2 separate regions of the Homo sapiens genome follow, and region 2 is linked to region 1. The links are chromatin loops, found by intact Hi-C in ENCODE. Cell type or tissue: IMR-90. All regions are shown on one strand. Links, peaks and the distances in the headings refer to the core of each region. The heading gives the core; the rest is flanking DNA.

The links. Peaks named below come from ENCODE experiments on the same cell type or tissue, not always from the same donor. Only the 100,000 strongest peaks of a DNase experiment are listed, where the experiment ranks them.
Region 2: it touches region 1 in a loop (3-fold over the local background); 1 of 110 quality-filtered maps calls a loop at or near these places.

What each region holds. Positions count from the first base shown.
Region 1 is chr11:109,433,132-109,437,532 of GRCh38, forward strand. No RefSeq gene overlaps it. Among named protein-coding and RNA genes, the nearest start is that of C11orf87, 13 kb to the left of the region's middle. In IMR-90, for the core only: no CTCF peak of the experiment used is centred there; a DNase peak (open chromatin) is centred at 2,190.
Region 2 is chr11:109,549,907-109,554,307 of GRCh38, forward strand. No RefSeq gene overlaps it. Among named protein-coding and RNA genes, the nearest start is that of C11orf87, 130 kb to the left of the region's middle. In IMR-90, for the core only: no CTCF peak of the experiment used is centred there; no DNase peak of the experiment used is centred there.

The DNA of each region.
Region 1 (4,401 bases), core at 228-4,227:
AGACAAAGCAGGGAAGGAGGGGGTATGGATTTTAAATAGGGTAGTTAGAGACAGCCTCTGATATTTGAGCAAAGACTTGAGGAAGCCATGCACATGTGAGGTTTAATTGAATAAAAATTGTTTGTATAGAAGAATTTTTGAAAACTAATTTCATCCAGGCTCCTAATTTTATAAATGAGCAAACTGAATTTTGGTAAAAAGAAGGCAAAAATACTTATGCTTATGGAACATTGTGTCAGGTACTGATACTCCCAAAGTAGAAAGGAGTGATGAAATCTGCTGGTACTTTGAGTAGTTTGTAGTGTAATTAACCAATAAATTTTAATTTGATTCAAATGTGGTAATAAATGTGTGAAAAAGTACTTCGAAGCACAAAGAAGTAACAACTAAGTCTATCTGGGAAGGTTAGGAAAAGGTTTCCCATATTTTAGTTGGGTTTTGAGGGATAAGCAGCAATTCACCAAAATAAGAAAAAGCATTTGAGGCAGAAGAAAAAGCACATACAAAAACACAGAGGTATGAGTATTCTGTATATTTACACAAGTGTTATGCTGTTCATACTGGGATTGTCAAAAGAGAAATCTGAAAAGTAAAAGTAAGCCAGATCATTAAGGGCTCTGCAAGGGCAGCTTTTAAAGATATGCCTTTTCTGTTGTTGGTGAGGAATTAGTGAGAAATTTTGAATATAGAGTTGAGTTATAGATTTGGGTTTATTATAGACTACTCTGGGGGAGGATCACTGTATGGAAGAGATAGATGGTGATTAAGACACGAATTGAAGCAGCTGCAATAATCCTGTGACAAATGATGAGGGTTTGAACCAATGGAGATAGGGATGAAAAATAAGGGCATATTAAAGTGCATGTTAGGTTACGGAACTGATGGGGTTGGTGATTCATAGATGCATGGTGTGAGGGAAAAGAGCAAAAAGGGGAGGAAAGGGCAGAGAATAGATTTATGCTTTCTATTTTGTGGCTCAGAGTAACCCCAGTTGGGTGCTGCTTATCTGTCATGACTTGGTGACAAAGTTAATAAAAGGGAGTTCAAAGGAAGCTTCTGGGCTTTGCTGGCACAGCCTTTGATGAGTTTGTCCCCAGACCACGTTCAGAATGTGGTGAAGCCTAGCACTATGGAGCAGTCTGCAATTTGCCGTGTGAGCTTCAAGAAGCAGCACTGTCACCATCTTGTAGTTCCTGGTAACTGCTACTCATAGTCTGTCATGTTGAAGGAGTGCTCCATATGTCTGGAAGTGTGTGTTCTGACATTAGCTGCTAGGCCATTTGTTGTAATTCTGAGGCATGCCTGCATAGAATCATGACATTACACAGGATCTAGTATAAACCTCACTTTACTCTTTTGGAATAAAGTGATTGGATAGGACCCCATTGACAGGAATAAGAATCAATATGCTGCTGAGAAGGAACCCATGGTGTTGAAGATGTTGAAAAGACAACACAGTCAGTAACGTGGAGAAATGGCCTGGGTTCAAATCTTGGCTCTGACACTTGGTAGGTATGAGACCTTGGAGAAGTTTCTGAACCTCTCCATGCTTCAGTTTTATGAAGGTTTATTGTGTGGTTTAAATTAGAAAACATGCAAATATCTAACAATAGTGGGCAATGAGTGTACGGTAGTCCCTGTTCTGGCTTCTTTTGTGAGGAATGGTTGGGGAAGGGCAGGAGTAATTTTCTGGTAGATTATTAATAGCAAACTCATGTTCTTTGTGCTCTAATGTCACATTCTAATCTCTAGCAAGGTGCCTGGCACGTAGCAGTTGTTTAGTAAAGATGCTGAATAAACAAGTGAATAAATGGATTGTAATCCTATGGACATATCCCTGATAAAGTACTCTGGTACTACTGTAAAAGGAGTCTTGCCAGAATCACTCCAGCAAAAGAAAGGCAAAAAACAACAGTATATTTGTAAGTCATCCGTTTCACTTGACTTCTGGATGGCATTAAGAGTGGCATCATTGGGATCTTTGGCATTGTTCAATAATCTATATCTTCAAGGAATTGTTTGGCAGATGCAGCATTTCTCCCCTAGCCTGCTTCTCTACACTCTGCTTGGCTGAATAGCCCAACAAAGCTTGCTTTTGGGACCCAAGCCGTAATACTTTTCATAGCCAGTACAGGAGCAGTGAGTCAGCCATAGGAACTGAAGCCAAATGGACATGTGTTGAAGGAAAAGGATCAGGTAATCCATCAGTCACCTGGCATTTGCTCAAGTCTTCCGCACTGAGGGAGATGCTAAAGAAGGCAGGGTTCCTTCTCTCAAAGAGTTTATGACTCAGTTAGGGATAAAAGACTTTCAGAATGAAATAATACAAGAAAACCAAGGTAAAATGGCAATTAGAAATAAAAATAAGCCCACACTGAGTGAACACAAACTGATCATTGATGATGCAATCTTCTTTTATTCTCATGTCTAGAATGGGAGCCCTAAGATTCTACTTACTTGTAGACAGAGAAATTCGCATCTGACAGCAGGATTTGAAGTTGAGGCAAGGAAAGGTCCAGGTTCTGTTCCTTCTGACTGGAAAGCATGTCACTGTCTCTCACTGGTTATGAAAACAACAAGCTTCTGGTAGAATTGCCACAATGCATCATTCCTCTTTTTAATCCTTCCACCTACCCCAGGGCACTCATATAGTCTCCAAACTGCCCAGTGTACTGCTCTGTGACCCACTCCCACTTGAAGGGCTGCCCTCTTATATTTAGGTTCATTATCTCTCTCTGAACATTCAAAATGAAAGTGTGCCCCTGTCATAGTAGCACCTGTGACCTACTCCTTATCTTCTCAGGACCATACTCTTTGCAACATTGAGCATGCATATTTGGCATTAATCCGCAATAGTGACTCAATGATTTAAGATAATTCTCATTTTCACAGAAGCCTCCAACACCTTAGGCAGGAGGAGATATTTTGGGGCACAGCTTTGGTTGCAGGAGGGTTGATGTGAGTACCCTTCCAATTCAATCAAGGGAATGACTATTCCCTGCTTAACTCTGCCTTTAGCAGCCAAGACCCAGGACATTTAAGACCTACAGAGTTCTCAGGTCCTGAAAAAAATGTAGCTCCCCAATCTATCCCTGCCATGTGATTTAATATGAAAACGATATAAAAACTGAACAATAAGGAGGTACATGACTAATAATGTTTTAATCTTAACCATGGCAATTATTTTAATGCCTTGTTAAAATAAGTTTTTATATTTTTCATGCTCAGTTTGCCTGATGGAAAACCTAGCTAGCATCAAACAGACCTTATGGAGTGACTTGGAAGCCTAGTGTTGCCTTTAGAAGATCTGATGGCTCATATTATCACTGAGGGACTGGGTGTGGAAAGTTTACCAACCAACCCTCTGAAGCTGCTGAGCTCAGCCCGAAGGAAGGGATATTGCTGGCTTCACATTAACGTGGTCCCTACTGTGCAAGACCACAGGGTCTTTGCAGGCCTGTTTGACACTGATTTCTACACACTTTCATTCGGGTTTGAGGGCCACCTTGGCTATGTGGACCATGAAAAGAAGCTCATTCCTGCAGTCCCTAATCAGTAGGCTTTTTGCCTCTTTGGAGGCCCGAGCTTCTCAGCAACTATTCCAAAGCAATCAGTCATCACTGAATTAGACTGCCTCTGGGTCACACCACCTGTTGGGCCTTCGGTGGAGTCTGCTCAGCCTTCACTATTTTTCCAGGAAGCCATCTGTACAAGATTTTTTTAAAAAGTTAGGGGCTCCAGGAAGGCCCTGTTTCAACACAGCAGAGAATGATAGACATTTGTTCTTTTTCTTTATTAAAAAAGAAAAGCATCAGCATTATTTTTAAAAAGGGACATTTTAGCACATATTATGAACTCTCTTATCCAGACACAAGGCGGGTGCCCTTGTTTACACCTTTTCTGTATCCAGCTAAAACATCTCACTTAACATTCAGAGTAAACTTTCAGGGTTTATTATTCCCATTTTATAGATAAAGAACTGAAGCTCATGGAGATTAAGTAATTTCCCAGGTCATCCATCTAATAAGTGACTGAGTGTGGATTGAATTATAGTTTGCCTAACTCTAAAGCCTCTGCTCTTTCTTCTCCATGTTACCAGACAAAAACACCATCCCTGTTACTTTTTCTTATCAATTTCAAATAAATTATTTCCATGAAACTGTCTAAGCACCCCTTAAAACTCACGTTTAAAACAAAAAACAAAGCACAACAACAATGTATGTAGCTGTCAAGAGAACTTCTTCTAGAGATATAGTACAGGGACCCATTCATATGAGAATCTGAGAGGAGAACAGAAAAGGGAAGGAAGATTGTCAAACCTACTAAATCTATAGGTTACTTGGGCTTGATCCAATACTTAGTGAATCTGAATCTCTAGAGGCAGGTCTCAGGAACTTGTAT
Region 2 (4,401 bases), core at 315-4,314, 120 kb after region 1:
ACATAATCTGCTTTAGTTACACACACTTAAATGGTCTCTGAAGTCAGTCTGGTTCTCCATTTCACAGACATCAAAGCTATACTCAGAACAATGAAGAAGCCTGGGCGCGATGGCTCATGCCTGTAATCCCAGCACTTTGGGAGGCCGAGGCGGGCGGATCACGAGGTCAGGAGATCGAGACCATCCTGGTTAACATGGTGAAACCACGTCTCTAGTAAACATACAAAAACAAAATTAGCCAGGCGTGGTGGTGGGCACCTGTAGTCCCAGCTACTCGGGAGGATGAGGAGAAAGAATGGGTGAACCCGGGAGGTGGAGCTTGCAATGAGCTGAGATCACGCCACTACACTCCAGCCTGGGTGACAGAGTGAAACACCATCAAAAAAAAAAAAAAAGAAAGAAAGAAAGAAATGTTGTCAAGATGAGAGTCTCAAATGTGAAAGAGCTTGAACTGGAACTCTGGCACTACACCCTTCCACCACATCTCATTTATTTTGTCTAAATGAAGAATTCATGTTTTATTTTCAAAAATGAGGAATCTGAGTCTAATGAAAATATCCTTTTTTTAGTGACTTTATTTCTTATATGCCTCATCAAAGAGTGGAAATATAGTCTGTGTCTTTCAGAATTTTATCTGGTCAAACCTGCTTGAGATGTTCTCTCTCCTTTGTATATGCAGCTTGGTTATTTTGTCTTTTAAGATACAGCTAAATGTCTCCATCTTCCATAAAGGCCGCCTTAATCATCCTAATCTGAACTTGTACTACTCTTTTGTCTATCCAACTAGCTGGGCATTTACCCTATGCTTCATTTTACTGGGTATTTACTCTATGCTTCCCATTATGTAAATTGTTATACATCTTTTTGTGGTCATGCCTGTCCCTTCAATTTGACTATTAATGTCCTTGTGCACAAGGATCTGTGCATAGCATAGTACTTGGTTCAAACAGGTGTATAGTTCTTTGATGATGATGATGATGATACTGATGATAGTGATAATGGTGACAATAATGATATTATCTACTATAACCTCTCCATTGGTATTCTCACCATGGCTGTGATCCTGGAAAGCAATACTTAATTGGTTGGTCACAGATCATTCATATATTCACCTGTGTTCATTAATTTGACCAATATCGTCTGAGACTACGCTATTTGCCAGTCCCTATCTACACACCAGTGTTAGGAAGACAAAGAAGCCCTAAATTCAGGGACTTACATCCTAATGGAAAAGACAGACTTGAAAAATAAGCATAATAGTATATTTCAGGTGATATAATAGAAATATTACTGAGATGGCAAAAATGAGGGAAACAGTTCTGAGTTATTTACGGAGAGAGAGGTGGGTTCAAGAAAATCTTCAAAGAGGAGGTAGAATTTGAGCCAAGTATTTAAAGGTGAGTAAGTGGAACAAACTTACTAATGTCTGCTTTTGGAACTTACTAATTTTCTGCTGTTGGAAGCAAATATGCCCCAAGCAAGTATGCTTAAAAGACCACTCGTTTAAAGTGCCTGAAGCTAAAACAGAACTGGAGATTTTTGACATTCAACTACTGGAGTAGGAGGTAATGGGATGATCTACTTTAAAGAAACAAATTATCTGTTATTTGGAGAAGTTACTGTGAAATGAGTTGGAATTGCGTCGAGATTATTGTGGCCTGCTTTTTTAGAAGAGGGGTTTTGTCTATGCCACTGTGTGGGATTCTAAAGAGCTCATAAAGAAAAATAGATTTGCTTTGCATTGGAGACTTTCAGATACATAGTGTATAGATTGGTTTCATTCTACACTAGTAAGCAAAATCTCCATATAATTAACACTTTGTCTGAGCAGAGTGGCTCATGTCTATAATCCCAACACTTTAGGAGGCTGAGTAGGGAGGATCGTTTGAGGCCAGAAATTCAAGACCAGCCTGGGTACCATAGCAAGACCACATCTCTAGAAAAAAATTAAAAACTTATCTGGACTTGGTGGCTCAAGCCTGTGGTCCTAGCTACTTGGGAGGCTGAGGTGGGAGGGTTCCTAGAGCCCAGGAGTTTGAGGCTGCAGTGAGCTATGGTTGCAGCACTGTACTGCAGCCTGGGTGACAGAGCAAGACTCTGTTAAAAAAAAAAAAAAAAAAAAGATATTTTATTCAACATATATTTGTTGAGCACCTATTCTGTGCCAGGTACTATTACAGCAGCTAAAGCTCCAGCAATGAACAAAACAAATAAAAATAATTGCCCTCCTAAAGTTTATATTCCAGTAGGAATTAATTGACAGTAAGAAAATAGATAATTTACAGTACGTTAGAAAGTGAAAGTGCTATAGAGAAAAGTAAAAAGTAGGTAAAGAGTATCAGATAGGAAGCATTTTTCAAGTTGCATTTTTAAGTAGATTGATTAGGAAAGGTCCCACTCAGAAGGGAGGAATCAACCCCAAATTTGAAAGGGATGAGAGTTCAAGCAACGTAAATATCTGGGAGAAGAGAACTCCAGACTGAGTAAAGAGCATGTACAAATGCCCTGATGTGGGAGTATGCTTGGCACAGTTCAGAAAAAAAATAAATAAGGAGGCCAATGTGGCTGGAATGTAGATGAGGGGAAAATATGAGGTTATCAAGGTAACTAGGGGACAGATTGTGCAGAACTTTTACGTTGTTGTAGGTATGCCGGATTTCACTCTGAGTAAGATGGGGAATCATCGGAACTTTAAAGCATGTTCTGTCTTATGTCTCAATGTGATGACTCAGGCTGCTTTATTGAGTGATGAAGAGCAAGGATAGAATCAGAGAGAACAGTTAGAAGATGTTTTTCAATAATTTAGTTGAGAAATAGTGTGGCTTGGTCCAGAATGGTAGCAATGGTAGGCAGTAATGAGAAGAGGCCAGAATATGAATGTAGTTTGAAAGGAAAGTCAATAGGATTTGTTAATGGATTAGATATATGGTAGCAGAGAAAGGAAAAAGTAAAGAATTGACTCCAAGGTTTTGACCTGATTTACTACTTGCTATTATCAAAGTGGGGAAGACTATGGAAGAAGCAACTTCTGAGATAAGATGAGATTTTGGACCTGTTATATTTGGGATATATTTATTGGACATTCAAGTAGAAATGTTGAGTAGCAAATGGATTTATGAGACAGAAGTTACGGGAGAAATCTAAGACATATTTCTTTTTCATTTTAGAGACAGGATCTATCTCTATTGTCCATGATGGAGTGCAGTGGCACAATCATGGCTCACTGCAATCTCAAACTCTTGGCCTCAAGCAATACTCCCACCTCAGCCTCCCAAATAGCTGGGACCACAGGCATGTGCCATTACACCAGACTACTTTTATTTTTAATTTTGTAGAGATGGGGTTTTGCTATGCTTCCCAGGCTCAGCCATACATTTTTGAGTCATTGACATGAAGACGGTGTCTAAAGTCATGAGCTTGGAAGAGATCACTGATTAAACAAGCTTAAGTAGAGAAGAGAGTCCTGGGGTGTCTCACCATTTTGAGGTTGTGAATATGATGAGGAACCAGCAAGGGAGTCTGATAAAAAGTATCCAGTGAGGTAGGAGGAAAAGCAGAAGTGTGTGGTGTTCTGGAAGCCAAGCAAAAAGAAGTTACAGAGGGAGCAATCAGCTGCATGAGTAATGAATCTTTGTACTTAACAAAATGATAATCATTAGTAACCTGACAGGAAGAGTGTTCAGTATGAAGTTGTATTAGTCCCTTCTCACACTGCTATAAAAAACTACCTGAGACTGGGTAATTTATGAAGAAAAGAGGATTAATTGACTCACAGTTTCACAGGCTGTATTGGAAACGTGGCTGGGAGGCTTCAGGAAACTTACAATCATGACGAAAGGGCGAAGGGGAAGCAAGCACCCTCATCACCTGGCAGCAGGAGAGAGAGGGAGTGCAGGGGAAAGCACTACACACTCTATCACAAGAACAGCAAAGGCTAAGTCTGCCCCCATGATTCAATCACCTCCCACCAGGCCCCTCCTTCAACACATGGGGATTACAATTCAACATGAGATTTGGATGGGAACACAGAGCCAAACCATATCAGGAGTAAAGGGGAAGAAAACCTGAATAGATTGCGTTTAAGAGAGAATGAGAGCAGAGAAATTGGAGACAGTGAGTATACACAACTCTTTTAACCAGTTTTCTTTAAAGAAATCAGATAAATGGAATTAAAGTTAGAAAGCATAATATTGGTTGTTTCATGTGTTTGTTTTTAAGATAACCTTATCCTGAATATTATATTTTTTATAATATAAAAATATTATATCCCAAAAATCTGTAATTTCATTTTCTTTATTGAAAGAGTAAAAACTATATGCAGAGTAGAGACAGATAAAAATATGGGTACCTATAAGTCACTGGGTTCATCGGTAAAAAATTTAACATTGTAAGGGATTGAAT